2 separate regions of the Homo sapiens genome follow, and region 2 is linked to region 1. The links are chromatin loops, found by intact Hi-C in ENCODE. Cell type or tissue: heart left ventricle. All regions are shown on one strand. Links, peaks and the distances in the headings refer to the core of each region. The heading gives the core; the rest is flanking DNA. Region 1 overlaps SMARCA2 (SWI/SNF related BAF chromatin remodeling complex subunit ATPase 2). Region 2 overlaps PUM3 (pumilio RNA binding family member 3).

Region 1 (16,308 bases), core at 3,355-11,354:
TATTATTACAGCAGACGGGACAATAATAATCTGGGCCAACCTTTTTTTTTTTTTTTTTTGAGACAGAGTCTCTCTCTGTCACTGAGGCTATAGTGCAATGGTGTGGTCTCAGCTCAGTGCAACCTCTGCCTACCGGGTTCAAGGGATTCTCCTGCTTCAGCCTCCCCAGTAGCTGGGATTACAGGCGCATACCACCATGCCCGGCTAATTTTTATATTTTTAGTAGAGACGGGGTTTCACCATGTTGGTCAGGCTGGTCTCAAACTCCTGAGCTCGGGTGATCCACCTGCCTTGGCCTCCCAAAGTGCTGGGATTACAGGCGTGAGCCACCGTGCCTGGCTGGGCGAAATTTTTAAAGCTAAGCTTTGATATGTTTACTCTCCAGACATTAAAAGCAAAATAACCTTGTTTATTGGGCAAGAATGTAGCTGAACTTAACTTCTTAAAAATAATCATTGGGAATTGCCCTGAAGAAAAACAACATTATGAATCTCAGGAAGTTTTCCAGTTTAAGATATCTGTTTTGTTTTCTCTTTTTCATTCAGTTTCTATCCCTGATGAGTAGCACAGTGCCTAGCATAGAGACTCAGTGAATGTTTGTGAAAATGAAAGTACAGCCTTAAGAGGAAAGGGAAAGTGACTAACTTATCAGCAGTGTTAGGAGAGCATTTCTCTTTTTAGCGCATCTAGTAAACTTCCTTTTATCTACAACATGCACATTTAAAAATGGAAAATTAGTTTGTTTTACAAAACTGCACTGTGAAAATTGGTTTTTATAATTGTAATTCTGAAATGCCATGCAACATACTAAGTCATCCAAGAAGGACGAAACTGTTCTCAAAACAGCTTTATTGTAACGTATCTTTTTGTAATCTAATCTTTTGAAAACTGCATGCCCGTATTTGGTATGAAACTGGCAACTTGTTATTAATCAGGACATGCAATGGATGCAACATGCCCCATGGCCTAAGCATTCAAAGTAGATGCTTCCTGTCTTTGGTGTTCACCAGCAGCAATCCTATTTAATATCAGCCTGTTAAGCTTTTTTGATGATGAAATGATATTGAAGGGGTTCTCATGGGCCTGGATGTGAAGAGATGTTCTCTACTGGCTTATGATTTAACACATTGCATGAACCCAGCCAACATGGCCTTGAAAGGGAGTTTGGCAAGGACCGTCGTGTAAGAAATGCTGTAACAGGGCTAAAATAATTCTTCTTTTTCCTGGCAATGTTGTACAAAGCCTGCTTGGCAGAGACATCCAAGATGCATAGCATCGCAGAGCTGCAAGGCAGTTGAATGGAACAGCTTCCCATCCCTTGCTTAAATCACATTCTCTGCAATCTCTGTGCCAGGAGGCTGGCCACCCCTAGAAGGAAAAACTACCTTTTTGTCTGTGTAGCCCCTCCAGTTCGTGGTCAGCTCTGATTAATAGTTCTTCCTCCCTTTGAATAGAATCTTCTTTCCTTGTAGCTTCTCCTCAGAGGCCTTGATTCTTTTCCCTGGGGTGAAGAGAACAATATTTTTTTCTGTCTTTAGTATCACAGCCCCATGGATAAAATGTTTGCAAACTCATGTTCAGTCTGGATTGAACTTTTCTACCTTCCTCTTTCTCTTGAACTTTCCTCCTCCTTCAAGGCCCAATTCAGTTGCTACCCACTCTGTGGCACCTTCACAGATAAATATTAATTGCACTTTTAATTGTCCTCTTAACATTTCTTTGCTTGTCCTTCAGTCACAGTTTCCTAGTATTCTCGGTAGTTGCCAACCTGCCTGCTTTCCTGACTAGTTGATAAGCTGGCTCTGTATCTTGTTAGAATTTAGGACTTCTGTGTACAAATACTAAGTGCCCATCAGTTGCCAAATTAAAGTAGCACTGGATTGACAGATAAGGGTATAGATAGATGTGGGTAATGTTCACTGCTGCCACAGATGGACCTCAACATGCCCTGTCCATGGACCTATCCAGAAAAATAAACAGAAGTTGATTTCTCCCTTCCCTGAAAGTCCATGGTAGGTATACCTGATTGGTGAGGACAGCTGTTCTCCATAGGGTCATTCAGGGCTCCAGGCTGACAGAGCCTCTGCCGGCTTGGTCATCTCCATCCACTTGAGCTGGAAGTGGGGAAAACAACATGGAGTAGTGGGTATGGAAGTCTAATGGGCCCTGCCTAAATGGTTATAATTCCATTGGCTAGAACTTGGTTATGTGGCCACTCCAGCTGCAAAGGAGATGGAAATGTGGTCTGGCTGTGAGCCCAGGAAAACAAAATTTTGGTGAATATTTAGCCATCCCTGCCTCAGCACACTTAGGTTAAATTTAAGTGTTATGGTCACTTTCTTTGCCAGTGGTGTTTTGGTTTCATTGAAGACAGGTTTTATTTTGTAATCATGGCATGCTAAAAATTCCTACAGTGTCCTTTAGAGAATCTGTTTAGTTGGTGGAATTTAGAATTTTTTTCTGCATTCATAATGTTGTTTTTAATCAGGAGGATCACAATTTCAAACACAGTTCAGTTTTTTTTTTAAAGGTATTTTACATTGTTTTGAAATTCCTATTTCCACTGAGGAAACTTAGATGTCCTTAGTGTTAGCTGGTCTCAAGTTAACGTCATCTTTTTGTGGTAGTCAGTTCAACATTCACATTCTGGGCTGTTTCTCTCTTCCCCGGGGGCTCCCATCCCATCCTCCTCTCCAAGATGGCATCTGGATAAAGACGTGGTGTTTAAGCACGGCATTGGGGGCGAGCATCCTGGTTCTCTTGCTCCCCATGGGTCTCCACTGATCTCAGCATATAGCTGCTGGTCTGCTCCTTTCCTGGGAGGTCTTTACATGCAGCTGGTTTCATCTCATTCTTTTAGAGACCTTGATGACATGTGCTGTTGAAATCTGGAGCCTGGCCACAGGCACTAGTTAGAAGCTGTCCTGCATTCTCACATCTCATAAGACCCCTGGCCTCTTTGGCCTCATGGTGCTCTTAGCTCTTTTGTGTTCTGTTTGGAAGTCTGCAAACTCTCCTTGACTGATTTCTCCACACTGTGCTAGAAGATGCAGGGTGCAGTGAAACTGGCCCCTTCCTCAGCAGTTGCTAAGTCAGCACCAGGGGTTGTCAAACCTGAAGCTTCTAGAATCTGATGGTTGGGTGGGTCCTGGAGCTTTTTAAAGAAAGCAATTCAAAAATGTCTTAAGTTTGCAAATTGTATAAAAGTATGTAACTGTATTTGGGATCACATAGTGAGGGATCCTCCCAGAGCTTTGGAAGGAGCTTGTGAGTGAGAGGCCTAAAGCCTAAGCTTCATTAGCTTTCCAATAAATCCACCTTTAGCAGTTTTAGTGCCTCATTATCTTCCTTTCCACTCAGTCTCTGCCTCCAAACACCCCAGGCTTGGATTCTGAAGGGGGAGTATTGCATTTCAACCCAGCTGCAATTCAGTGCTGGCACAAACTAGCCAGACTTAGCACAGACTCCATAAGTTAAAGTGCATAGTCCCCAACAACACTGCCCTGACTTCAGACACCAGCCACACTTTGGGGGTCCCGAGGCCCCCCACACTTTTGACTGACTACAAATTCAGGGGCTCGTGAACCCTTTAGGCTTGATAATTTGCTAGAACAACTCACAGAACTCAGGCAAGTGCCATTAGCAACGGATTCGGATTGATTATGAAGTATACAAATCAAGAGAACTAGGCCAGGCACTGTGGCTCATGCCTGTAATCCCAGCAGTTTGGGAGGGCGAGGCGGGTGGAACATGAGGTCAGGAGATCGAGACCATCCTGGCTAACACGGTGAAACCCCATCTCTACTAAAAATACAAAAAATTAGCCGGGCGTGGTGGCACGTGCCTGTAGTCCCAGCTGCTTGGGAGGCTGAGGCAGGGGAATCGCTTGAACCCGGGAGGCAGAGGTTACATTGAGCCGAGATCGTGCCATTGCACTCCTGCCTGGGCGACACAGCGAGACTCCATCTCGAAAAAAGGGGACTAGCCAAATGAATGGAAGCACAGCATGCAGTCTGGGAGGAAACCTGGGCTCCTCTGCCTGCTCCTCGTGGAGTCAGCGTCCATCAGTCCTCCAGCTCATCAGTGTGTTCACTAACCAGGGAGTGCTACTGGGCCTTGATGTCCAGAGTTTTCAATGGGGTTTCACAATGTATAGGCATGATTGATTAGATTGTCGGCCACATGCTTGAACTCATTCCCCAGCCTCTCTGCCCTCCCTGGAGGTCAGACTGGCTCACATCCCCAACCCTGTAGTCATGTGGTTGGTCTTTCTGGTGACCAGTGCCCACTGGAGCTGTTTAGGGGCCTATCACACATGACACTTCATTATCAGAACAAAGTTACTCCTGTCACTACGGAGATGTCAAACATAGAAACTCCATGTCAGGAACCCAGGACAAAGACCAGACAAATTCTTTTTTTTGAGGCAGGATCTCACTCTGTTATCTAGGCTGGAGTATAGTGGTGTAATCTTGGCTCACAGCAGCCTTGACCTCCCAGACTCAAGCAATCCTCCTACCTCAGCCTCCTGAGTACCTAGGACTACAGGTACATGCCACCATGCCCGGCTAATTATTGTACGTTTTGTAGAGTCGGGGTTTTGCCCCATTTGCCAGGCTGGTCTTGAACTCCTGAGCTCAAGTGATCCACCTGCTTCCGTCTCCCAAAGTGTTGAGATTACAGGCATGAGCCACCATGCCCAGCCTGACAGATTCTTTATTATATAATAGGTAGTAATATATTCAATCCTGACCTTACTTCTCTTCCTCTTGACTCCTGTTTCCTCCATGGAAGAAGGCTCTCCTCCTTGCCTTCCTGTTACGTGGCAACTTCCTGTTCCCGAGTGATAGCACCATGTGCTGTGGCTTCTTGTGCCATTCTGAGAATCCCGGTCCTCGGCCTTGTCGTGGCCGAGTGGTTAAGGCGATAGATGAGAATCCCAGTCCGCTAGGTTTGGCTCTTGATCGTAAAGGTGGTGAAGGGAATTCACTACCCTATTTTGGAAGTCAAAGATGTTGTCATTTTTGTCTCTGCATACCAACTTTATCCTAATTCTGCTCAAGGCAATGAGTAACTCTCCCGAACAAGGGATGGTTCTTTTAGAAAGTGTGAAAGAGAATATTAACATGGTTAACAAATATTCCATCCATTACAGTTTTGTAACTTTCCTATGGTGTGTGCCCAAGGTGATAACAGTGCTATATTACAGATTACATATATATATATTTGCATGCGCAATTATACATATACATACATACATACATATATATATACACACACATATATATATGTATAATTGCGCATGCACAAGAAATGGCCCATCTTGATAATTTCTTGGAAACATATATTTGCTTCTTTATATGTAAGAGCAGGCATTCCATCTACCTAAATTCTGACAAGCCCAGTGGGCCACGGTTTTCCGGTTTAATGTCAGCCCTGTGTACACTGGCTGTGCTGTTTCTAGCACCGTAAGGCAGTCATCATTATTGAGCCAGGGGCTGTGCAAAATTGGGGTGATTGCAGAGCCAAAAAGCGGGCTGGAGGGTGGTTTCTGGAATGCCTGTTTTACTATTCTTCCTGTTCCTTTGCTCTTTCTGCCAACTTCAGAATCCTTCCTTTCCTTAAAACATTTAGTGATATCCCTGAATTTATTTAATTGCTACGTGAGTGATTTTTGCCCCACAGCACTGGAAGATAATTGGAATGCATTCTAGCTTATGTGCTCTGGATAATATGCAATTACCAGCCAGCTGGAGAGTAGTATGCCTTTGTCTCACAATGTCTTGTAATTTTAAAAAGTTTCTCCTATTTGCTGTTGTCTCTTGTTACCTTTCTTACGGCATCATATATCTACTATGGGGTCCTTATGTCTGAATGTGTAGACACTTCTTTTGGTATACTGAATAAGCTCCTGGCGATGAGGGAAGACACCGCTTTGTTTTGTGATGTCCTGTGCAGTTGGGCCCCAGTAAACGCTACGGAAATGATGGTGATGAGACTTATTTCTTTAGATCTTTAAATTGGGCGATAGATAACAGCAAGTTTTAGAAGCCATAGAATTTCAAGAGGAACTTTGCAGAAAGACAGAACACCCTCCTTTTCCTTGACCAGTCTGTCACCAGGTGACAGCCTGAGCTTCCCATGGTGAACGTGCCTAAATGGGGTTCCCATCATCATGTCTGCTGACTACTAAAATAATTTTGGGGTTTTCTTCTTCCCAAAGTTTAACAAAGTAGAAAAAACAAAATGAGGCCGGGTGCGGTGGCTCACGCCTGTAATCCCAGCACTTTGGGAGGTCGAGGCCAGCATGGCGAAACCCCGTCTCTACTAAAAATGCAAAAATTAGCTGGGCGTGGTGGCGGGTGCCTGTAATCCCAGCTACTCGGGAGGCTGAGGCAGGAGAATCACTTGAACCTGGAGGTGGAGCCCGCAGTGAGCCAAGATCACACCACTGCACTGCAGCCTGGCGACAGAGCAAAACTCCATCTCAAAAAAAAAAAAAAAGGAAAAAAAAATGACATTTATAATACTAGGTGCTAATCAGTAAGGTAAAATGTGATACATCTCAAGAGAATTTAGTGTCTTTAAAAAGCTATGTAATACCAAGCTGCAATAAGCTCTCTGAGTTGGCCTCTCATCACAGGAAGCCAAACTGCTAAACTCTACACAGGAAAAGGCAGACAAATCCATGGTGAATTAGTCACAAAAAACTGGGGAAAATACGAAGAAAGGTTAAAGAACAAGACATTTGAAATTCTATGGAAATACACAATGATAAATAAAATATTTCCTCACAGGTGTAAAGAGGTGGGCTGTGGATTTTTCTCTGCCTAGAGATCTTGCAAGCAAGCTAATGCCTCCTCTGGGCTGCATTAAGTATGATCCAGCCTGAAATCACAGACAGGGGCTTGAATCACTCAGCTCTGTTTCTCCTGACAGCATTAGTGATTCTCGTAGATGTACTTTTCCCCTAAAATATTTTATTTTACACTGGCAAGATTTTTTTGTGGGGGGGGATCCTTTTTCTAAAGCATAATGTGCATCATGTTTGTAATATTTGGCTGCATTTGTTTTGTCATTTAAAATCTTTTCTTGCTTTTTCTGTAAGATGTGAGAAGCTTTGTAAACATGGACCCTTTTTTCTTTTATCAAATGGCATTTTAACTTTTAAAATTGGGTCATCAGATTTACTGGGGCAAAATTTTCTAGCAAGCTGCATTTCCGTTTTTATACACAAGGGAGAGCTAAGGCCCTAGAAAATAGATTTGGGTTTTGCCAAATTCCAAGTCCTTCAATACTTTAGGGTGGAAGTACTGAACTAATTAAGAGTGGTAACAGTTGTGAATTGTTTGGAAAAATACTTGATAGTAATAAAATAATTTTAAGAACTTTGTATAATTTTTATTTTTTTCTGAAATCCAGTGACTAGATTGCTTTAACAGCCCATTGGACTTAACATTTCCCATTTTATATAATTCGGGAGAATAAATTTAATAGAATAGTCCTCAGAGGTCTGACGGAAATATACTAAAATAAATAATAAAGGTTGAGGAGTGAGAGGGAATTGTTTTGATTTTTAAAACTTTGATGCTTGGAATTTCTGGTCTTGAGTTATGTCCTCTGAAATCAGGATTCAGCTCTGAAATCAAACTCACTCATCGAAAGTAACCATGGGAAACTGAATTTGGCCTACAGATACTAAGGAGCCCCAATAATTTCACATTATCTTTTAATGGAGCAAACTATTACAGAGAAATCAGAGAAATAATATTTTAGGAATTTGTATTATATTTTAGAAATAATATTTTAGGAATATGTCTATCTGAATCAAGATTTGGTTTTTGACGTTTTCTGCTTTTTTACTTTATTTTTTTAAGAGACAGGGTCTCACTCTGTCACCCAGGCTTACTGCAGCCTCAAACTCCTCGGCTCAAGCAGTCTTCCTGCCTCAGCCTTTTGAGTAGCTGAGACTACGGGTACGCACCGCCACACCCAGCTAATTTTTGTATTTTTTTGTACAGACAGGATGTCACTCAATTGCCTAGGCTGGTCTTGAACTCCTGCCCCTAAGTGATCCTCCTGCCTCAGCCCTGCAAAGTGTTGTGGTTACAGGAATGAGCCACCGCGCCTGGCCAGTTTTTGTTTTGTTTAGTTTTTTTAATCAATAAGGCTACATGTTTCAGTCAGTGTCAGGATTTAAAAAAAAAAAAAAAGTCTACATGAAGAAAATCTTCATTAATTTTCTTAATAAAGAAATGTAATTATTCATTAAGAGGTGGAGGTGGGGAAGAGTACAGTTTAGGAAGCAGAGACAGGGCAGGGTGGCCTCATCATCATTATGCCTCAGGGTTCGGGTGAGCATCAGAAAAATAACTGTGACTTTTGATGGCTCTCTATATGGAGAATTTAGGATAGTGATTAAGAGTACATGCCTTGAAATCTGATGAACCAAGAGGTTCAGATTCCGGTTCCATCTAATTAGCTGTGTGACCTTGGGGACCTTGTGTCACCTCTCATAGCTTTGCTTTCCTCTCAGGGAAAATCATAGAACCTACTTGATAGGGTATTCTGAGAATTAAAGGTGTGTAACATAGAATCTGGCATATAAGAAGGACTCAGAAATACGTATTAGCTATTAAGAAAAAGTTTCCAATTATTTCGAAGAAGACCTAATGGATAATAGAAAAAGAAGAAAATACGTTCTCTTTTGTGTCTTGATGACAAGACTCGGGGTGACAAGAGAAAGGTAAAATTGGGAATCAAGAAGCTCCTTTCGCTTACTCACTAATGGAATTAAAAGAGAACAATATGTTTACTTGCTGAATATGTTACAGGACCACAGGTTTATTCATCTCAAGCACTCCAGCTTGTACTCATTCAGCCATTAAGTCTCTTTACCCTGGTTTTTACCTAGGTGCACACCAACCCAAACTCGCTCGGCCATTAACTCTCTTTACCCTGGTTTTCTCCCTAGCTGTACACCAACCTATACTCACTTGGTTATTAACTCTCTTTCCCCTGACTTTCTACCTAGCCGCCTGCCAACCTATACCCACATGGCTATTAACTGTCTTTACTCTGGTTGTCTCTGTAACCCTGCATGCCTGCAGGAAAAACAATGGGGCTAGCAGTCAGGAGCCTGGAATGTGAGTTCTGACGCTGCTACCAGATAAATATGTGATCTTGGACAGGTCTCCTGACCTTCCTGGGTTGTTATGGACTGATGTTTATGTCCCTGCAAAATGGATATGTTGAAATCCTAACCCCCAATGTGATATTAGGAGGTGGGCCCTTTGGAAGGTTATTATATCATGAGAGCCCTCATGAATGGAATTAGTACTCTTATAAAGGGGACCCTAGAGAGCCCCCTAGGTCTTTCTACAACAGGAGGTCAGCAATCTGCAAGCTGTAAGAGGGCTCTCACAGAATCCAATCATGCTATACCCTATCCTCAGACTTCCAGCCTCCGAAACTGAGAAATAAGTGTATGTTATTTATAAGCTATATTAGGGTTATCCACAGAAACAGAACCAATGGGATATGTGGAGCCATGTATAAGAGGAGATATATTATGGGCCTTGACTCGTGCAAGAAATCCCATGAGATGCCACCTGCAAGTTGGAGACCCAGGAAAGCCAATGGTATAATTGAGTCCAAGTCTGAAGGACTGAGAACCAGAGCAGGGACCACTGCTGGTATAAATCCTGGATTACGAAGACCTGAGAACTAGGAGCTCCAGTGTCTGAGGGCAGGAGAAGATGGATGACACAGCTCAAGAAAAGAAGGAATTCCCCTTTCCTTTGCCTTTTTGTTCAAGTCCAGCCCTCAATGGATTGGATGATTCCTACCTATGTGGGTGAGGGTGAATCTTCTTTACTCAGTATGTAGATTAAAATGCAAATCTCTTCCAGAAACAACCTTACAGACACATCACAAAATAATATTTTACCAACTATCTGGGCATCCCTTAGCCCAGTCAAGTTGACACCCAAAATTAACCATCACATCAGTCACCCAGTTAATGGTATTTTGTTATGGCAGCCTGAACTAAGACATGCGTTGAGTTATATTATCTTTAATTTGCAGGATCCCTTCCATCTATCTAACAGTAACCTCTAAAGTCACCTGAAGCAGCTATTATGGAGTACAGTGGTGCAATCTTGGCTCACTGCAACCTCTGCCTCCTGGGTTCAAGCAATTATCCTACTTCAGCCTCCCAAGTAGCTGGGATTAAAGGTGTGTGCCACAATGCCTGGCTACTTCTTTGTATTTTTAGTAGAGATGGGGTTTCGCCATGTTGGTCAGCCTGGTCTTGAACTCCTGACCTCAGGTGATCTGCCTGCCTTGGCCTCCCAAAGTGCTGGGATTACAGGTGTGAGCCACAGCACCCAGCAACTTTTACTTTTTTTTTGAGACAGAGTTTTGCTCTGTCGCCCAGGTTGGAGTGCAATGGTGCAATCTTGGCTCATTGCTACCTCCGCCTCCCAGGTTCAAGTAATTCTTCTGCCTCCGTCTCCCGAGTAGCTGGGACTACAGGCGAGTGCCACCACGCCCGGCTAATTTTTGTGTTTTTAGTAGACATGGGGTTTCACCATATTGACCAGGCTGGTCTCGAACTCCTGATCTCGTGATCCGCCTGCCTCAGCCTCCCAAAGTGCTGAGATTACAGGCATGAGCCATCGTGCCTGGCAACTTTTACTTTTTATTGTGGTTTTTAATAATAATTATCCCCTGCTTCTTTTTTTTTTTTTTTTTTTAAGATACAGTTTCAATCTGTTGCCCCGGCTGGAGTGCAGTGGCACGATCTTGGCTCACTGCAACCTGCGCTTCTCGGGTTCAAACAGTTCTTGTGCCTCAGCCTCCCGAGTAGCTGGGATTACAGGCACGTGCCACCACCCCTGGCTAATTTTTATATTATTGGTAGAGACGGGGTTTTGCCATGTTGGCCAATCTGGTCTCGAACTCCTGACCTCAAGTGATCTGCCCACCTCAGCCTCCCAAAATGCTGGGATTACAGGCGTGAACACTGTGCCTGGCCTATTCCCTGCTTTCTCATCTTACATAAATGTACTGTGAGTACATTTATGGAGACTGTTGAAAAGCAAATTCAATTCAACATCCATTTGTCAAACATTGATTAGGTTGAGCAACACACTGTGATTGGCCTGGGGAAAGCAGTATTGTTTGGATTCCTTACAGTCATGGCAGACCCACCTTATTAGTGCAATTAGGAGCCAGGTTTGAGAGAGACTATTAATAGAGGTAATATTGCACAGTTAGCCACCTTGAAGAGCTTGTCAAGAGCAGGTCTCCAAGTAGACACAGATGGAAATTGATAGAGATTAAAATAAACCATGAGATGCTCTGACTTTTAGGGGTTTAAGCTGTTCAGGAAATCAGAGTTTAAACAACACATATTTTACTTAATGCTAGAATTTTAGTGTCATTCCTCTGGATGTTATTTGCAATTTTCCCTTCCACCATCCTCAAACTCCCAGAGGAGGAAAGGGCCACTGCCTCTTTGGCCAAGCAGTCTGGCCTCCAGACACAGCAGGCAACTGGGTTTATCTTCCTGGCTACTGCTAGGAGACTCAAGCCTTCTTAACACCGCCAGTGCTCGTGTGGTTTCTACCAACCCTACTTGGCCCAAAATGAAAAAAATGTACAGCACGGCCCATTCATTCACCTTTGAGAAAAGAAAGATTCAGGGCTTTAGGTGCCAAAGTAATAAGGATCTGGAGTGTGTAACATTTGCAGATTTTTGGCATTTTGGAGGATACCTTTCCTCCTTGTTCACAACAGTTCAGGTGGCTACCCAGAGAGGTCAGTGGGAACTTACCAAAAATCGGCCCTGATGACCACTCCTGCATCAGGTTCTCCAGTGGCCTTCCATTGTAAGTGTTATTAAATCTAAACACTTGAACATGGTCTATAAGGCCACAATCACCAGGCCTTTGCCTGGTGCTGGATTCCCACCTCCTTGCCTTCATCTCTGGGTGGCTGCTCCACTGAACTCTCCTTCTAGTCCTTGGCACTTCTAGAAGTCTTTCTCCCAGATCTTCATGTGGCTGTCTCCTCCTTGTCCCAATGATCTCCTTCCAGAGAGACCCTTCCTGGCCAACCTAGCTGAAATAGATAGCCCCTGGCAACAAGTCATATCACCTATGTTAACTTTCTTCATGGCATTTGCCACTATCTAAAAGTTATCTTACTGTTCCTCTCCACTGGTATAAAGCTCCGAGAAAGCCAGGGCCTTTGCCTGTCTTCTTGACTGCTATGTCCTGGTACCTGCAGCAGGACTTTATGCGTGGTAAGCACTCTTTAAATAGGTGTGGATAAGTGAATATACTAGGCAGAAATGAGGGCTAGGAGGGATTTGGTTGCAGCCCCATATCCTTTTGGCAAAGACAGTAGAATCATGTTTTTGTAACTAAGATGAGTCAAGGTAGAAATTGTCATTCTCTCCTGTTAGATTCCAGTGATCTGTGACTTCATGTAAAGATTTCTTAAAATAATTCTAAAGGCACACATTTTTGATGTAACAGTGCTTTTGAGCTTTAAGAATTTGAGGCCTCCATTCTAATTTCAGAACATATTAATGAAGATTTAAATATGCATTAAAAAGTACAAGCATTGCTTCAACCCAGCTATTTCTCAGAAATTCTCATTGATTTTATAACAGCTGTCTTCTAGCTTGAGCCTTCTAATTTCTTCAGCAAAAAACAACAACAACAACAAAAAAAAAACAGATAAATACATCTAACTTAAAATTAAGACAAAAAGTATTAATTGGATTTTTAGTTTTGTGTGTTTTCCGTATTTAAAATGTGATGCTATATGCCTTTTAGATGGCTTCCCTTCTTTTATGTTAAAGAATGAATTGTCAGAATCATGGAAAATTGTGGATGACACCATGACCCTTTCCTTGAGGCAAAACTTGATTCTTGTTCTGTCACTCCTATTGAAATAAGTATTTAAGGTCACTATGCTCTTAGGAAAGCATATTCCTAACATATCATGCTGTTTTGAAGAATATCTTTCCCTTGGACCTTTGTAGAACCTTTTTCCAAAGATTATTTTAAATATCATCCTCAAAAGTTGAGCTTTACCAAGGCTTCCCATAGTCCGTTCTTCTCTTCCACAGCTGCCTCTGATAACTTATGAAAGATGGGCTCAGGTGTCAGATGATCAGGGTTCTGCTTGCAGATTTGTCACTGATTTGCTCTGCAACATCTTGGATAAATCACTTTACGTCTCAGAGCTTCAGTTTCCCTGTCTCTACATTGGAGTCATGAAATGGGGAAAGGGGTAGGGAAGAGAGCACCATCTCTCCTGCTCTGTCATTCTCCAGCTTTGCCTTTGGCGGCCCTAGAAAGAACCATGTGGGTTTGCCTTGGCCTGGCTCCATCTCCGAGAACTCAGCTCTTAGGAACTGAAACTCAGAGGGGTGTGGGTGAGAGATTTTTCTCCCTGTTCTTAGCCGGAGTTTCTTTCAAAAATGCAGGCTTGACAACTAAGGGTTCCCTAGCATATCTGTAGCTTAGTAACTGGTCAAATGTGTAGAGCTTTTGGGGACTCACCTGTAGCATCTGAAGAGTTGAGATGAGTCCTGTGTGCTGACAGGATGTGATGGACAGGACACCAACATGGTGGAGTCAGTAAAGGGAGCACCTGCTTGCCACAGGGGTTTACTGTAATCACCCAACAGGTCTTCCTTCTGGCTGCACAAAGCCAGGCCACTGAGACCGTGGCATTGCGGTAAAGAAAGAGTTTAATTGACGTGAGGCCAGCCACACCATGTGGGAGATGGAGTTAGTACTCAAATCAGTCTCCCCTAAGACTTGTAGGTTTGGGTTTTTCAAGGATTGTCTGGTGGGCAGGGGGGTAGAGAATGGGGAATGCTGATTGGTTTGGGATGCAGTTATAGAAGTGTGGAAAATGGTCCTCATGTGCTAAGTTAGCCTCTGGGTTGGGGAGCCACAAGACTGGTCGAGTCACCAACACTGGTGTGATATTGTGAAGTCCAGCACGCTAGAGTGTCAACATTCCAGGAAGATCACTAAAATGAACATTTGTTCTGCAAGAGAATTAATAAGTCCAGCATAGGGGTTACTGGTATATATTTTTATTTGCTGCCATTTTATCTGATGATTGACTGTTTTGTTCTATTTTTCTCCATTTTTATAATCACTACCCCCAATATAGTCGCTACTCCAGGTGGAGTCAGCTGGTCGTCAGAAATGCAGAAGTCTGAAAAGACATCTCAAGACACCAATCTTAGGTTCTACGATAGTAATATTGTCTACAGGAGTAACTGGGGAAGTCACAAATCTTGTAACATCAGGGAAAAATACCTGGTTATTGTTTCACTTACATACATCTTAGCAGAATTCAGGCCCCTCTCATAATCCTAACCTGTGGGCTTTCATTAGTTTTACAAAGGTTGTTTAGTTTTGGGAAGGGCTATTATCATCCTTGCATGAAGGTTAAACTACAAACTAAATTTCTCCCAAAGTTAGCTTGACCTATTCCCAGGAATGACTAAGGACAGCTTGGCAGTCAGAAGCAAAATGGAGTCAACTATGTCAGATTTCTCTTACTGTCGTAATTTGCAAAGGCGGTTTTGCTACTTTCCTTGCAAATTAGTTGGGGACTTCAGCAGTTCTGCATAGACCAAGACCAAGAGTTTTCTAGTACTCTCATCAAGAAGTCACCTACTCTGGTCCCATTTTAAATCCCCTGCATACTGTCTAGAAGAATATATAACAGATGCTAACAGGATCCAATTTGTTCATTGAAATATATCAAGTTTTCTCCAAATTTTCAAGACCATATTCATTTGCATTTAATTTTAAAATATCAATACACTGATGTCATGGTATATCATTTGAAGGCACAGGGAAGGATATTGTGAAGTCCAGCAGACTACCGTGTCAGCATTCCAGGGAGATCACCAAAATGAACATTTGTTCTCAAAGAGAATTAATAAGCCCAGCATAGGGGTTCACTGGTATATATTTTTATTTGCCACCATTGTATCTGATGATTGACTGTTCTGTTCTGTCTTTCTGCATTTTTGTAATCACAACCCCCAAACGCCTGAAGCTTTGGGTTTTTATGTAAACTGTAAAGTAGAATTTATTTGGAACCAGTTCCCTGTCATAAAAGCTAATGAAAAATACAGAAGAGTGAAGAAAGAAACTAGAATCACCTATAATCTCATTGACCTTCAGGTATCCAAGGTTGGAGAAGGAGCCAAGAAAAATCATGGACAGAGTTATTTTGGTGCCATTACATTCAGAATTATTTTTAACCTGTTGTGAGGCTCAGCTCTTTTGTAGTAGCTTCAGTAAATCCTAACCCATGATGCACACCGAGCCCCTGCCCGTTAGTGGTAATGTGCATGTCTTTCCATTTGGTTGAGGACACCTTGCTGTACTGGGCACTTGGTGCCAGAGGACTTTTTTTTTTAAGGGCCATTAAGGGATACATGGAGACCTGCATTCTCACACTGGCGCAGTGATTTTTGCTTCCTCTCTGAACCGGCCTTTGGTATTTCACAGGCTGAACCCTTCTCTTTTTAAGTGACCTGTCACCTCTCATGTAGTCAATGCTTTCTTACTGCCACCAAGTTGGCAAGTGTCATGCCATTCCTCTCCCCAGGGGAGAGAATTCTTAATCCAAATTTATTCCCATAGGATTTTCAGGACTTTTCCTGAGCCAAATTAGACCCTTTCTCTCAGTATATCTACTATCTCCTCCTTTCCCTGTATTGGCCAGTGCTAGACTGGAAGCTATAAATAGACAGCACCTTTTAATTCCTTTAAAGATTTGGAGTAGGTATTATTTCTCCCATTCTGCAGGTGAGGAACTAAGCCTCACAGGTAGGGAGTATGGTTTTTGGATTTCGCATTTAGTTAATGACAGGTGTATTTGTTTAGTGAATGTTGAATGTAGAGTTTTACCTTCTTTCATATATTGAAGATGCACATCTATGCAAGTCTGTGCATAATGTAATGGCACAAGGTAATGGCACCAATGGCATCCTATAAATTTTATTTAATAGCCTGTAGCATTGAACGTCTTCAAGCCTTTTAACTCTCAAAGCTAAAATAAGAAGATTGTGTAGTTACTAGTTAAAATAAAGGCAGTTTAAAGAGGTGGGGCTGGAGTAGGGCAAACTGAGAACAAAGATCTTCATTTTGCCCCATTTCTCTGGCCTATTTTTATTCACTATGTAGTTGTGTGGCCCTCCCTTGAGCAGTAATCATCCAAGCCATCTATGCAAGTCTGTGCATAGATGTGCCT
Region 2 (16,308 bases), core at 4,643-12,642, 680 kb after region 1:
AAAAAAGCTAACAAAAGTAGCTTTCACCCAATCTCCCTTTTAACACAAAAAATTCCAGTGCAGGTTTATCTAATGCATTTCTAAAAGAGCCATTTCTTTTAACTCTGATCCAAAACCTAAGCTATGTTTAGCAGTAATTACTCAAGATAAACTATGAATTCTAATAAAACACTCACTTGGTTATGTCTGCACTTCTTTGTATTATTTAATGATTTAACTTTGACCTGAAAGCTATTCAGGAAATAAATGTTTCACAGTAGCACCTCATGCTTGGTTGAAATCAAGTTCTTCCTCATGGAGAAATGCTCACTCACAAGGTGCCATGAACATAACACAGTGTTCACGTGTTCAACAGTGGTTGATAAATGACTGTTCTAGCTTAAACTTGGCATTTCTCTTTACAACGCTTACATACTCACAAATCAAAAATACCATTTTTCTCCCGTTATTCTAGTATTTGATTCCCAAGGTCGTGGTATTATCTTTTTCACTTTGCAATTAATGCTTGGACAAAGGAGAAATTCTGATAGCTAAGATTTAGTGCAGATGGAGGTAGGGACAACCTATCTTGAAGGCAAACATCATAGTCAGGTAGCATGTACTATATAATTCATTCAAAGATACCTGAATGTAAGGACTCTTTAAAAGCCAAGAGGCCTATGGCTATTCAGCCTTTCATGGTACCTGCTAAAGAGGGACAGAGTTCAGCTAGTGAGGCAAATTGTTTTCCAAAGCTGACCACAATAATATCTCCTGTCCTGTGTGCTCTTCTAGAATGCAGCCACTCCCCCATCTATAGGGGGAATCCATGTCTTCTTTTGAATCACAGTGGGCCTCTGTGATTGACTTGACCAAGACAGTATGATGAAAGTGGCATTAAATGACTGCTAAGGATAAATCATGGAAGTGCCACGCATTTACTTTGTCCTCTTGGGATGCTCACTCTTAAAAAAGCAACCACCATCTCGTGAAGGAGCCCAAGCAGCCTAGAAAGGGAAACTGAGGCTGTTGGTCCCCAGCCAACAGTCAGTACTCACTTGCCAGCCATGTGAGTGAGCTAAGCGAAAAGTGGACACTCCAACCACAAACCGAGCAGCCCTAGATGACTCTGACTCTGAGCATAGAGGGGCAGGCTCCACCAGACCCTGATCAAGTCATTGTTTTGAAAACTACTAAGTTTTAAGGTGGCTACTATCCAGTAAAAGAGAATCAAAACAGCTAGACGTGCAGGAGGACAAACTCATTTGGTGCTGAATACGACAAGACAAACACATCAGACCCAAACTGGCAGATTTTAGGGTTCTCAGCACATTTTAATTAAGAGGGAGAAAAACCACTGGACATTAAGCCAGACTACTTTTCTGGCATAAACTCAACTATACATCAACTTTTTAATAATGAAAAAGATTATTCCATATGTTATTTTTTTCTTTAATATTTATCACAAGGCTTCTCTTTTACAAAAAAATTTAGTGAAAAATAGCCCCAGGTCCCCATTCTTAAAGGTAAGGTGAGAAGTGACAGCTCTACTGCTATACTGATTGCCACACTAGCCATCAGAGCTGCCACTTGCCGCAAGACATGAATTCATGATCTGTCACTTTTTTCCAGACATTGTAATGAAAAGCCCAAACTGTTTTAACTCAGTAGGGGAAAAAAATCTCTCCAGTGGTTTAAATACCAGATGGAATTTGGATTTTGTAAGTGAAGGTCTGGTTGGAGATAGGACTGAGAGGGGAATGGCATGCAAATGCTAATGCTGTCCTTCTCTAGAGAGCTGAGTTTCTACAGAGCAGCTGTAAGGCTTACAAAAAACCAGAAAGCGCCAAAGACTGGCTTACTCTTTGGTCACATGTATTTCAATGCCAAATAAACAGGCACTAGTCCAAAACTCTCTTACGAGGATAATCTTCTTCTGCTTATTCTTTCTTCAAACATAGAGATAAATGTCATGCCTTTCTACTGAGGTAATGATACTCAACAATTGGGGCCCCCTACCCCCTCTCACCATCCTCATTAGAATGGCATTTTAAGGCATTGACCAAGCCAGGTTAGAAGCCTGCAGCAGCACAGGAAGGAAAACAGAGAGAGTGAGGGGGCGGTGGGGGGGGCTGGCGGGGGGGGTTTGGAAAAAAGAAAATTAAAAGAGTTCTCAGGCACAAATATTTCTAGGGGAAAAAGCATTACCAGCAACCACTGAATCATTTCTTATTCACAGACACCATTTCTAGACACTTGGCAAACTTCATTTGAGCTTAAATGGCTGGTATAAAGTTCAGGGATGCCAGGAATTACTGGAATTCCACATGAGATACAAGAAAAGGTCAAATTTCATAGCCTACCTTCTCTCCCATTTTCTTTCATCTTTTTATCTTGCTCTATTAACCACTTCAGAACTAGATGTCCTGCAGGATGTTCTGCAATGTGAAGCTATGAAGGGTCAAGAACAGTTAATTTTAAAAGTTGTTTTCATTCATACAAATACATTTGAATGAATACATACTATTTATGCCACCACATACAGATAAGGACTCAGCCACTTTTAAAGTTCCACAGGCTTAAGAGGTCTTTATCTAGGACAACCATCATACTTGGGGGGACCACAGATCTATTCTGATCCCCAGACTGAAAGACAGTTATGCCAGATAACACAGCCACGGCACAGCGCTTCAGTCTCCGCTTCATTTAATCTGCTCTGAACAGTAGCAGCACAAGGCTCATCTTAATGCTAATCACGTCTTGGATTGAAATATGTCATTCTCAGACACAAATAAACCTACAGGACAGAACACTATAGCACAAACATCAAAACCCAATGCTGCATGCTGTTTAAGTACACATGACCACCGAAGGGGATTATCTGATGAGCGAATCAAGAAAGCATCTTTTCAGCTCAACCTTACTCCTCTTCAAGAGCAATACCAAGCGTTCCCAGTTATTTGGGCTACTCCTTAGCAAGTATGGGAGGCAACCGGCTCAGTCTCCTTATAGAGAAACTTTCAAGGTACATTCATCTTTCCCATTTGTTAATATGGTCAGGAGCCAGGGCTTCTCTAAGATCCATGGCCCACTTCTCTTCCCCAATCGCAGGTGTCAGAAGCACCTTGGGCACTCAATACTTGGCAATGATTTCATTCATAAGCAAATTCACATCTGTAAAACATTCCCAAGTACCAGGCTTTGACCCAGATGGTTAGAGAAAATTAAAGATGAATGTAATTGCTGCTGTGAGAGGTTCTTGGTTGTTTATTCAACAGGTATCTCCCTCCCCAGCTTTCTTACTGACACCCCACATCGTCCAAAAACGAAGTTTTTGTGGCCTTTGCAGCTTTCCTGCCTGTGCTTTAATGGCACATTACCTCTCCGTCCTTGCCACCAGGATGCAGTCCTGTTGCTGCCAAGCTGGCGATGGCATTCATGGTAGGCTGAACGTCTCCAGTGGCAGATCCCAGAATGTCAGACACCAACACACACGCAGACTTATCTAGCACCACTTCTTGGGCGTGTTCTTGCAGGTAGCTTAACAAAGCTGGAGAAATGGATTCTAGGAGCTCCCGTCTGCGGACCTCTGTATCTTTCTTACTGTTGAGTATGTTGAACGGGGTATTAAGGTAAGATAAATCGCAAAGGAAATGTGGTGATATTATCACAAAAACCTCTAAGAGCTTATCACAGACTGTATCGCACTCTATTATTATTGTCTATCTTTCTGTTAAGCATGTAGACAATAAGTGATACGAGTATGTGTTCTGTTTTTAAAAATGTTTGTGTCCCACGATCTGAATAGTGCCTGGCACAGAACAAGGGCTCAATAAAGGGAGTCTGACTTGTGTAATACCAAAAAAAAAAAAAAAAAAATCCAAAAACCAAATAACATACCCAGAAAACAACACATTTACACTGCTGTATGGACACCATACTCTAGGGTACTCAAATATGTGGTATCGGTAGCTTTGAAAATAAAGCAAAATAAAAGCCAAACCACGCACTTGAATGCCTACTATGTGCCAGGTGCTCAGGTGTTCTTTTGGCACGACACTTTTATTTCCTTGTCAAGATAAAAACTTTAGAATCTGTCAAAAATATAGGCTTGAAAATGGAATTCACCTTTTCAGCAGTTTTAGAGAGGGTATGGATGGGTAAGTGGACTTCTGGAAGAATGCACTACTCAACATTAACAGAGGAATAAAGAAGTCAAGCCATTCTACTTGGTTTTACCTGTGTGCATTTCCATCTCCTTTTTGCAGAACTTCAATGATTTCTCGTACTGTATGTGCAGGATCTCTGGGGCTTAGTAAGTACAATAGGACCTTCCTTCCATATTTGTCATTTACTATGCTAGGCAATGAACTGATAATTTCCTATAAAATTATAAACAAAAAAAAAGAATCAATATCTGCATTCTCAAAACAAAGTACCACAGGACCTTTCTTCCATATTTGCCATTTACTATGCTAAGCAAGGAACTGATAATTTCCTATAAAATTATAGTATATGTGCTGCCAAAGTGAGCACAATGTCCTATAAAATTATAAACAACAACAAAAAAATGAATTGATATCTACATTCTTAAAATAAAGTATGCCTAGAATTTCAATGGTGAAGAATACATACTTAACTACTATTTTTCCCAGCGTACTTCATGGAAAATGTGGAGCTAGTTCTGAAATTGTGTCATTAAAGCACACAGAGATTTACATTTAGAACACAGAATCAATTCTCTTTTGTGACTAGCATTACTGAACAACTCATTTGTATTAACTGACCAAGCCCAAGGACTTAAAAAATATTTAAAGGTGTTATCTTCATTCATTATGGCCAGTATTTCTTGGGCCACTATTACTAGGGACATCACTTGCTGAGGTCACTGAGTAGAGGCAGTTAACTTGCAGCTGCATTTAAATGTAGCACCGGCATGAATGAAGAACACTTCTATTAGAATTTCCCTGCTGAGATGTATGTGAAAGGAGATAAAGAAACTCTGTTAAATCGAACAAGTGGATAAAGGCTTTTAAAGTTAGGTTGCTTATTCATGGCAAATGAAGGCTGTTTAGCTACCGCAATGAAAAACAAAAACAGAAGAGGAGGGGAAACCAAATCCAGAAAGCCTCGACTAAGCAGTTACAAATTACACTATATGACATTTCCAATCAACATACCCAAGAACAGTAACCTCCTTTTCTAGTTGTTCGAATTTAAGGGACAAAAGCAACGTCATCCCCACCCTAACTAAACTCCTGTGTAAATCTGCTGTTTTCAAAGATAGAAAAGTCACTTGAAAATTTTTAAAAATTCCTTTATTCTTAATAGAGAAGATGCAACAGAAGAGTCATCAATTTATTTCCCCACCTCTAACACTCCTATTTCTTGTAACAAACTTTATAAATATTCAATGCATGTTTGAGCACCCCATATTCTTCAGAACTGGCTGGGCCTCGGAAAGAGTTCTGTCCAACTGGCCAGGTTTACAGATGAGGCATCCAGAAAGAGGAAAGGATCTGCCAGGGGACTCACAGTGGCAGTGTCCTGGTCCTCCAACTCCAAATCTAGTCTCTTTCAAAGAAAACATAAAACCTCCTCTTAAGGAAGGGAATTCTCTCTGAGATGATATATTCAGATCTGCTCTTCTTAAAAGGGCCTATTTATTATGATGAGATTAGTAATTTTAGTGTGAGGAACCAAGCTCAAAATCAAGTCAGCCATCAACGATGGGACCGTGAATCTCACTGCATCATGATCCTATGGCTGATGATGCTGCTCCAGGTTCCAAACACCATGTTTCTCTTTTTAAAATCTCAACCTTCCCTCATTTTTTGCACAAAAGTATAGCATGCTTCTGATAACAGTAGCTAACACTCGTTAAGTGCTTACTAGGAGTCAAGCACTACTGAGAGCTGCACACTGATCATCTAACGTAATCTTCTGACCACTATGTCCTGTTTCTACCAGTCCAATCCCCATTATGCTCTCCTAACTACTTCTGAAGTTTAAGATCACAGTATAAAGATTCCCATGTAACACATAAAAGTTTTCAGAGAGCTGAAAATTCAATAGGTCTAACCACCTCAAAATGAATAACTAATTACAACCACTCAGGGAAAATGAACTTAAAATTTCAGTAACAAACGGGAAAACACACAAAAAGCATACAGAACTTGTTACAAGGCAGGGAACTCTCTCAAGGAAAACAAGCTCCAAAGTGAACTCCAACTATTTTTTTTTTTTTTTGAGACGGAATCTCACTCTGTTGCCCAGGCTGGAGTGCAGTGGCGTGATCTTGGCTCGCTGCCATCTCTGCCTCCTGGGTTCAAGCAATTCTCCTGCCTCAGCCTCCGGAGTAGCTGGGACTATAGGCTGCACTATGACACCCAGCTTATTTTTGTATTTTTAGTAGAGATGGGGTTTCGCCATGTTGGCCAGGCTGGTCTCGAACTCCTAACCTTAGGTGATCCACCCACCTCAGCCTCCCAAACTGCTGGGATTATAGGCATGAGCCACCACACCAGGCCAATCTATGTGTTGCTGATAATGAAGTGTTTAGTGCCCCAAATATGGCATACCTTGAGTGTGCCTTTAGTGTACCTTTAGGTACCTATATTAAGCTTTAACCAACACATAAGAGAGGACAAATGCTTTGTTATATATTTTGTTAATTTGTTGAAAGAAAGAGGTGAGAATAATACATAGCCTGGGCCAATTTCTACAGTTTAAAAAACAAAAACAAAAACAAAAACAAAATTTCGCTGCCCTTAACAAAATGACTCTGAAATATAACACCTTTAAAAATTTGTTTTTTTGAGAACAAAACCAAAACAAAACAAAAAAACTGGGCAGTATGTAGTGAACAACTATAATGGCTACTCTACACTTTTAGTTAACATTTTTTTCCTTGGTATAGGGAGGAGGCATGAAGCCGGCAATGTATTCCTCAATACACTGAGCTTTCTCCACAGCTTCCATGCTTAGGGACTAATCCAACACATATGGCTTGGGCAGAAATGGTTTTATAAAATGAGAAACTGGGACTTCATGATATGCATAAAACCTGTGCTTAAATACTACTCAGACCAGTCCCCAAATTCATTGAACTTTACTCCCTTTTGGTTTGTAATTAAGGAATTTAGAATCTAAATTCGTATTTAATTAAGGCTTTTAAAAGAATGCATGTTTATAAATAACAATTTTACAAAAAACTAAAAAACATTTCTTCAAAATGTAGTATCATTTTTTCAACCCACCTTATTGATCAGCAAAAAAAATGTAGTATCATTTAATCCTTCCCCAGCTCACCCTCGTTACAGCTTTCCCCTACCATCAAAAACATACACCTTTGAAAGAGTACTACTCCATTTCTCTTTAACTTGGGTTACAGAGAAAATGGGGAGGAAGTTCTAGATTATCACATGGTGTGTACTAACAATTCCAGTAACATGTATAAATAGGTAAGAGACAGCTAAGGCATAGTTGATTTTGTGCAGAATTTAATCTCCGGGGTCTTAAGTTCAAGCTGTGTAGCCTTTGGCAAATCCATTAAACTCTTTGCATATTAATTCCCTTACATTTAAAAGGAAATGATACACCTGCCTAACTCATGGGCTACTACCAGGAGCAAATCAGAAAAAGTCACACTGCAAAGTGAAAGCTGCCATAAAATAATTATTTCATATTAAAAACATACCTTTCAATATGTATAGCCTCCTTAACTATGGAGATTAAATAAAGCTAGCTGAGTCATGAGTTTTTACCCTCAAGAGAAAGAATACCAAAAATTGTTTAATTCAAAAGGTTTTGGCTTGGCTTACTCCTAACAAGAGTTAACTTACAGAAAATTCACAAAGGCCCATTTATTGTAATTTCTTCTTAAGCTCTAAAGTAGGCATGTAAACAAAGAAAGCATGGGAATTACAAAAGACTTCCCTTCTGAAGACATCTTTGGCCAGTTCTGACTGCCTTGCGCTGAACTCCAGCTAGATACCTTGGCACTCCTGTTTTGCCAATGCGCTTTTAAAGAGGAAGGGTAAAAGTCAAAATAAAGATACACACATGAAGTAGGGTTAAGGCGTGTGCGTTTTTGGTTGAGGGTAGAAATGTAAAAATCAACCCATCCATGGTGCTGAAGACTGAGCCTGTGGTGTCCACTCTTACGGTAGTTTGCTATGGGGACAAAAAGAAATGCAGACTACTGCATAGAACCTAAAAGCTAGTGAAGAGGGAAGAGAGTTAATAAAAAGTTAAAACTAAGAGATTTAACTAATGGATAACAGAAATATAGAGGGCAGGTTAGATCATCAGGCAGCTTCCCAAGTATTTTGTTCTGAAAACAGGGTGACTGTTTCCAAAAGTCTACCTTTTCAGCTGCACTAAAAAAACTGGAAGGTCTAGTTTAGTGGGTACGCTGCTTCATTCAGTTTTGCAAAATAAAAAAAGTCCTGGAGATTGCCTAACAATGAGCATATTTAATACTACTTAACTGTATCCTTCAAAATGGTTAACATGCTAAATTTTGTTATATGTAGTTTACCTCAATTAAAAAGAAAACAAATGTGAAGATCTATCGCCATGGAGCTCACACTGCCAGGGACTGGAGCTGAATGGTGCCCACCACCTTGCAGAGGGTGTGTGCTCTCGCCATTTCCTACAGTCCCTCCCACATCTCCTTGTCTCACACCTGGCCTGGCCACTCATTTACCTATCTGGTCAATGAAGGTTTGCAGGTTTGTGAGCCCTGGGTGAGATCATGATTAACTGCTCAAGGAAAGGATGGCAAAGAAAAAGACTATAGTAGTTGAGTGGGTGGGGAGACCACATCTGACTAGAAGATCACTATCTGCTGATTACACTAGAGCTTAGTCTTAACAGAAAACAAGCAGTGATTATCGGGCTATGATTTCAACTTGACATTTTGGGAAATCTAGTTACTCTAAATGGAATGCTTAGCAACACACTAAGCTTTCTTGGCTATTTTTAAAAGCACTGCGTAATGCAATGGTTTCGTAGTGGCTGAGTGGGAAATAGGAACACGTGACTCTCTATATAAACATACATGCAGCAAATTTGGCAGCCCAGCAATTCTGCTAAGTGCCTTAGAGAAACTTAACATGTACCCAAGGAAATATACACAAGAATGTTCAAGGATTTGGATTAGCAAAAATTAAGAATTAAAGTTAGTTTTTAAAATTGTAAACAACCTAAACATCCATCACCAGGAAAACAGAAAATAAATCGCAGTATAGTCACATGTAATAGAATACTATTTGGCAGTGAAAAATAAATGATTTAGAATAGGGATGGGTAAACTATGGCCCATTGGTCAAATTCAGCCTATAGCCTGTTTTTGTCCATCTTGCAAGCTAATAATGGTTTTTACATTTCAAAAGGGTTTTAAAAAACAAAAACAAAATGCACAAGAATACATGATAGGACCATATATACCCCACAAAGGCTAAAATAATTATTAACTGGCCCTTTATAAAAAGGCTTGCTGACCCCTGACAATAAATCTCACAAACATGAGAAAAGAAAAAAAGCAAGATGCAGAAAAATACATGTAAGACATCATTTATACAGAACTTGCAAACATGTAAAATAAAATTAGATACATGTTTTACAAAATAAAAAATGTCCACATATAGTGAAAGGATAAGGAAATGCAGATGAATAATAAATACCAAATTTATCATAGTAGATATGGGGCGATGATAGGATATCAGGGATGGGTACACAAAGGGCTTAAACTTGAACTGTATTTGTCAAGTTTTATTTCATGTCAGGTGGTGGGAGGCTGGATGTTCACTGTATTATTCATACCTTTCTGTATATTTTAAAGACAATGGCTTTAAAAATATGCATCAATATTTATTCACCCTCAAACAGCAATTGGCTAGTATACTTATTTACTTTCCAGCGACCATTGCTGTCAAACCGTCTGCATATCAATTGACTGCAAAGGTAAACTGGATGAAACTTTATGTTTATTTAGGAAAGTAGTAAGAAAGAGCTCGTATCCATTTTGAAAGGCGAAGAGCTCAGCTGACCAGGCTGTGATTTCAACCTGACATTTTGGGAAGTCTGGTGCCCTGAACAGAGTGCTTAGCAACACTAAGCTTTCCTGGTTATTTTTAAAAAGCACTGCATACTGCAACTGTTTTTGTGGTGGATGAGTGATGGGAAAAATCCAAGGGCAATTAGCATTCCAGAATTTTATCACGAGCTACACAGTTTAATAATACACAGAACCTGTTGAACGTTTGTCAGTTACAGGAAAGAGATCGGCAAATCAGGCCATTCAGGGAAAGCTGCCCTAAGTATGAGAAAGTCGTTAAGAATGTGGGTTAAGCAGTTGTGGGAATCAAAGTGATAAGCATAAGGAATTAAAACTTTTTCAACAGCAACTTTAAGTGGCATACATCTTTGGAAAAAAATTAACAGACAATTCTGGCAAATCATGAAGGAAATTTGGTTTCTCTTGAAATCCATTTGGAACAGCTATGCACATTTTAGTTGTCGTGAAAATATTAAACAAAAGCAAACTTTCAATATCCCAGCCTGTTTCCATTTCTGTGAAACAACTTTATTCATCAGCCAATTCTATGGCCTCACATCTCTGTCACAAGAATGAAAAACAATCATTATTGATTGGAGTCAAAAGGGTAATAAAGTCACAAGGAACATGTCAAAATACTCAGTTTGTAACATGAAAGTCTTGCCAACTTGTTTCTTCCCACAATCCTATCCCAAAGAAAGTCATCACAATCTTAAAACAGTCAAGGGTAAAGTTGGAAAATGACAGCAAGGGCATGAGAAATTCACACACACTGGGACCTACGGCTGGCATCTAAGAAAACAATCTTCCCCTCCACTAGCTGGTATACTTTTTCTACTACACTCAGCTCTACTGATCCCAGGAGGCTACAAAGAGAGACCACAACACCACCACCTGACAACAGGTAAATTCTCTTTTTGAATCATCATATTCTTCTTTCTTGCAGATGTGAAAGTACCACATGTCATCACTAAGATTTCTCCAAGGGTCCCATTTATGTATATCAAACAGAAAGGCTTGTGTAATTTTCAGATGAATAACCTATGTCTATACAGATTATGTGGTTTTCCAGACGTTTCCAAGTTTGGTCACTACTATCAAACTAGTATTTTCTTATCCCCACCCTGCTGCAACCTCTACCATATACTCAACACCACTCATACACTAAAAACAAAAGAAAAGACAATTGTAGAATCAGAAAAAGAGACTATTGATGCAGAATGAAGAAAACACATAGTTTAGAATGCAATTTTTACTTTGGAGTACTTCCCCTAAGAGGACAATTGGTTTTTCTGAAGGCAACGTTAGCGATAAATACACTACATTCAAGTATTACCACTTTATGGCCACTACACTGGACTAGAAGGAATTTCTGAAATGTCAAAAGGAAGCTAGAGTTTTAATTTTAGTAATAACTTTTAATCTGACCCTACAAAAGCTCTAAGAAGCATCACAACTGAGTGAGTTTTGTACATTTCTCTTCTCCATCAGCTCAATCCAGCACAGATGCATTGATTAACTGGGTAACTGTGCAGAGGTAATTATTTCTCCACAGGGAGAGAGATAATTTAATAGGTCACAGATACTCTCTGCTTGTATTTGAGTTCTGGAATAACTAAGGAATTACTATGCTAGTTTCTGATCATATCTAAATATCACTTTGCTAATTTTCCATAGTTTAGAATCACGTATGTTCTAAAGTACCATGTTATCCTAATCCAAAATAAAAGTGTTAAATCTTAATTTGACCAGTCTTAAATATTTAAAACAGTATTAATATCAAGTTACAAGGTTAAGATTTACACAGGAATAAAACAAACCTCCAAAATAAAACATAATTAACTTAAAAGTAAGCAAAAATACTGATAGAAGGCACAGCTGCAAGTCTTTACACATGCATGGTGAAATCAAGCTTACACATCCACAACTGGTTTATCGATGTAACTTAAATTCAAGACCATCAGGATTACTTACTGATATGATTATCTGCTTCACAAGCTTAGTATCATCAATACAATCAAATGCCGCCAGTAAAACCAAATGGGAGTATTGGCCCTGCAAGAATTGGAAGCCAGCAAAGGTTAAAAACAAGTGCATAGATCTTCCCTCTTATTTCACACATGGAATATCTTCATAAAGGTAGAGCGAGACTCCGCTCAAAAAAAAAAAAAAAAAAAGATTACCTACATTGACAACTTGTCTAACATAACAAGATGAATAAAAGCCATTTTAATGAACTTCCTCTCTTATCACGACCTCATTAATTATATTCTAGAGGTAAGGTTGATTTTTTTTTAAAGCACATTATTCATTACCAAATAGTCTAAAACTAATACCTATTTACATAGGTTACTGTTAATGAATAGCTACTTGAAAATTATACTTAAAAGTTCAAGTTATAAGATTAACTTCAAAAAACCTACATATATAAACACATATATGATACTCCAATCATGAAAAAGAAAATATAAACTCATACAATTTTACACACATACACACACACACACGATATACATAATACATGTACACAGAAAATCCTGGAAGGCAAGGCATTGTAATAGTCATCTCTGGGTTATACAAATGATTTTTAATTTTCTTTTCTATATTGCTCAATTTCTTTAAAGTGATCTCACAAAATTAGAATATAAATATGAAAAAATAAACTAGAAGAGTATAATTATACACTGAATGAGAATGATATAAAAATCATTACTTTAAAAAAAGTATAGCTGCATGAGATCACAGAAATACACATGTGGCTTTCACAACACTCATCTTTTGAAATAAAATTATTTCCATGATGCTAATACTGTTCCAAACATTTAAAGAACACCTACTTTATGTTAAGAACAAAAACAAAAGAAAACAAAAACCTGTTTCCAGAGCTTGTGGCATGAGTATCCTGGATGTTGATATAATTGTTTCAAACTCTGATAGGAATTTGATTTTTGATAATAGCCCACAATCATTCAGAGCCAGATCTGATAAATATCACAGATAATACAATTTCAATTAGAAACAATAACGAAGTTGCTAACTGTAAAGTCAAAAAGACAAACTGAAGACAAACAACAAAGGTCTTACTATACAAAGACCAACAACCAACTAAAAATGGGCAAAGCCAGGTGCGGTAGCTCACGCCTGTAATCCCAGCACTTTGGAAAGCTGAGGCTGGTGGATCACGAGGTCAGGAGATCGAGACCATCCTGGCTAACAGGGTGAAACCCCATCTCTACTACTAATACAAAACATTAGCTGGGCATGGTGGTGGGCGCCTGTAGTCCCAGCTACTCAGGAGGCTGAGGCAGGAGAATGGCGTGAACCTGGGAGGCGGAGCTTGCAGTGAGCCCAGATCGCGCCACGGCACTCCAGCCTGGGCGACAGAGCAAGACTCTGTCTCAAAAAAAAAAAAAAAAAAAGAACATGAAGAGTCAGATCACACTAAAACAGAAGTACAAATGTCTTTAAATGTATGAAATAATGCTTTATGAACTAATTAAGGACAATAATTAAAACAATGAAATGCCATTTATCCTATGGGTGATGGTGAAAACCTCTGACAATAGACTAATTTATCAAAGGTTTAGGGAAAAGCAGGCACGCTTTTATGTTGATGAGAATGTAAAGTGGTTCAACTTCTTTGAAGAGCAATTGACAACACCTATACAAATTTAAAATGCAGGTATGAGCTGATCCAGTGATTCTAGTTCTAGGGATTTATCTTGCAGACGTGTTTCCATGTAAGTACAAAGACTTACATATGAATATATTCACTGGGGTACTAATTGTAATTTTAAAAACTCTAGAAACTACCAAAATGCCCAACAGTGGGGACTGGTTAAATAAATTATGGTATAGGCACACGATGAAATATTACAGTCACTAAGAAAAGTGAGGTAGACAGATGTATGTATATTGAAATAAAATGACCCATAATATGAATTAAGTGAAGGAGACAAAATATAGAACAACGTGCCTAGTACAAAATCACTGGTTTCAGTTCTCTTAACTCGGACACACATAAGCATAACCAAGCATAAAATATTTCTAGGTGAATACAACAGAAGGTGGTACAGAATTGAATGTAAGTGAGAAACAGACAAATCCACAAGTATAGTTGGAAATTTTAACATGTTTCTCTCAGCAACTGATAGAACTAGAAAATAATAAGTCAGTAAAAACACTGATGGTATGAACACTGTCAACTACTTTGATCTAATTGACAAATATAGAATACCCCACCAAACAACTCTACAATATATTATTTTCAAAATACTTAGACCATATGTTAGGCCATAAAACAGGTCTCAGTAAATTTAAAAGGAACAAAAGAATATAGAATATATCCAGAAACCCCCAATATTTGGAAATTAATAATTCCAAATAATCCATGGATCAAATCCATGGGTAACGTTAGCTTATCACCCCTTTAGAAGTAACTCTTCGAGATTTAAAAAGATATGTACTTAGTGTTAAATTACCTGACATAAACAAACTGTAGAACTAAAACAATATAATTTTATTATTTTAAAATGTTATACTCTTAATACCTTTGTGAATTTTCTATTAACATTCTAGTTTTTACTCATTTTAATGTAAGGTATTCAAATTAGAATGTCACGCAAAAAAATTTACTTAATATTGAATTATGAATTATAATTATGAATTATATTTATATTTATAACATAATAATATAATGTTATATAATATATAACATTATAATTCATATTATAATTATGAATTATGAAATATATATGAATATTGAATTATGAATTATAAAAAATATGAGAATTCCATATTTCACTTTATTATAGGAACGTTAGCTGCCTTCTGAATTCTTCTAATTTCTAGCCCAACAGAAGACAATAGTCAAGTACACAATCACACAGCATTAATTTTAACTTGTTTGATTTAGTATTTCAAACAAGTTGAAGTATTCCCCAGATGCTAGTAGTTCTCACTGGATGTTTTCAAAGGATAAAGTAGTTGATTACTACATAATTTTAGTTCATCAATAAATTAGAAATTTGTTATCCATCAAATATATAAAGTATAACTCAAAAATTAAAATTGTATTCACTACATATATTCTAGTTACAGTACACCATAGCAACAGCATGAAAAATTATTTAATAACTAAAAACATATAAACACTATTTTTGAAGCAACAAATCCCCCAGAAAAAACTTTTGTACCTATGAATTTCATTAGGAAAATTGTTACTGCATTTCTAAAGAGCTATAAAATTTAACAACTAAAAATTTCCATAACCACACTGCAAATTTATTCTTAAAAAAAAGATACATTTTAATTTCTTTTATGGTTTTGGTCATAAGGAAAACTACTATCAAGTTTCTGAAGTGCAATCTGGCATCATTTACCCAGAGACTAAAATATGTACATACTGTATCCAGGCAGTAATTCCCATATTTAATTAACATGACTGGACAAATTCACCAAAAAAGCTAGTAAATATCAGGTTTTCAAAGAATATCTAATAAAAGTAGAGAACTATCACAATACAATGTTAAATTAAAAAAGGAGAAAAGAATGCATGTGACATGATTTCCATTTTGTGTAGATAAAATATGAAAATACATGTAGATGCAAAGAAAAATATAATAAAACAATAATTTTCTGCTTGGTAATTTTCTGAATTTTTCCAAATTTTCTATAATAGACATGAATTCATCTTACTATCAAAAATAATTAGAATATGTAGTTTTATTATACTTACATTAGCCACCTTTTCAACATAAGTCTTCATTGTTTTCACAATCACTTTCCTGTCCTTAAAAAGGAAAGATTGTCTCACTGAATTTTCAGTTATGTATTAAGGGTATTTTGTAGTTAAACATTTTAATATAATATTTATTAAGTTTTCATTTGAGTGGCATATGTTTTCATTAGTAAAAATAATAGTTATACAGCCAGAACAAAAAAACTGTAATATACCAAAGAAGTTGGCTTAGAGCTATTACAAGCTTAGATGTGTATGTGATAGGGTTAGGGTTAGGGTTAGGGTTAGGGTTAGGGTTTGCAAGCCACCTTTCACAGTGAGACCAGACAGATCCTTCTTCCAAGGTCTAAACTGTCCTCAAATGCAGAGTCTAGCAAACAGTTAGTACTCATCTGCATTTGTTGAATAAAATTAAATTTGCATTAAAAAAAGTAGATATAGTACAACTATCTTTTAAAGGCAGAATTATGCTGACCAAGGAAATAATGATAATTTCTGTTAAACTTCTGTGATTAATAAGGATCTT

The links. Peaks named below come from ENCODE experiments on the same cell type or tissue, not always from the same donor. Only the 100,000 strongest peaks of a DNase experiment are listed, where the experiment ranks them.
Region 2: a loop joins it to region 1, with 4 times the contacts of the local background. A loop is called at or near these places in 19 of 110 quality-filtered maps.

What each region holds. Positions count from the first base shown.
Region 1 is chr9:2,125,449-2,141,756 of GRCh38, forward strand. All of the region lies in intron 27 of SMARCA2 (SWI/SNF related BAF chromatin remodeling complex subunit ATPase 2), which reads left to right. Among named protein-coding and RNA genes, the nearest start is that of SMARCA2, 120 kb to the left of the region's middle. RefSeq lists a silencer at 10,343-10,610. In heart left ventricle, for the core only: a CTCF peak has its summit at 7,232; no DNase peak of the experiment used is centred there.
Region 2 is chr9:2,808,002-2,824,309 of GRCh38, forward strand. It overlaps PUM3 (pumilio RNA binding family member 3), which reads right to left. Exons shown (of 18, transcript NM_014878.5): 12 at 15,780-15,833; 13 at 12,017-12,097; 14 at 4,219-4,361; 15 at 3,360-3,582; 16 at 2,343-2,430. Among named protein-coding and RNA genes, the nearest start is that of PUM3, 28 kb to the right of the region's middle. RefSeq lists enhancers at 487-1,362, 3,114-3,987. In heart left ventricle, for the core only: no CTCF peak of the experiment used is centred there; no DNase peak of the experiment used is centred there; H3K27ac peaks cover 2,930 bases.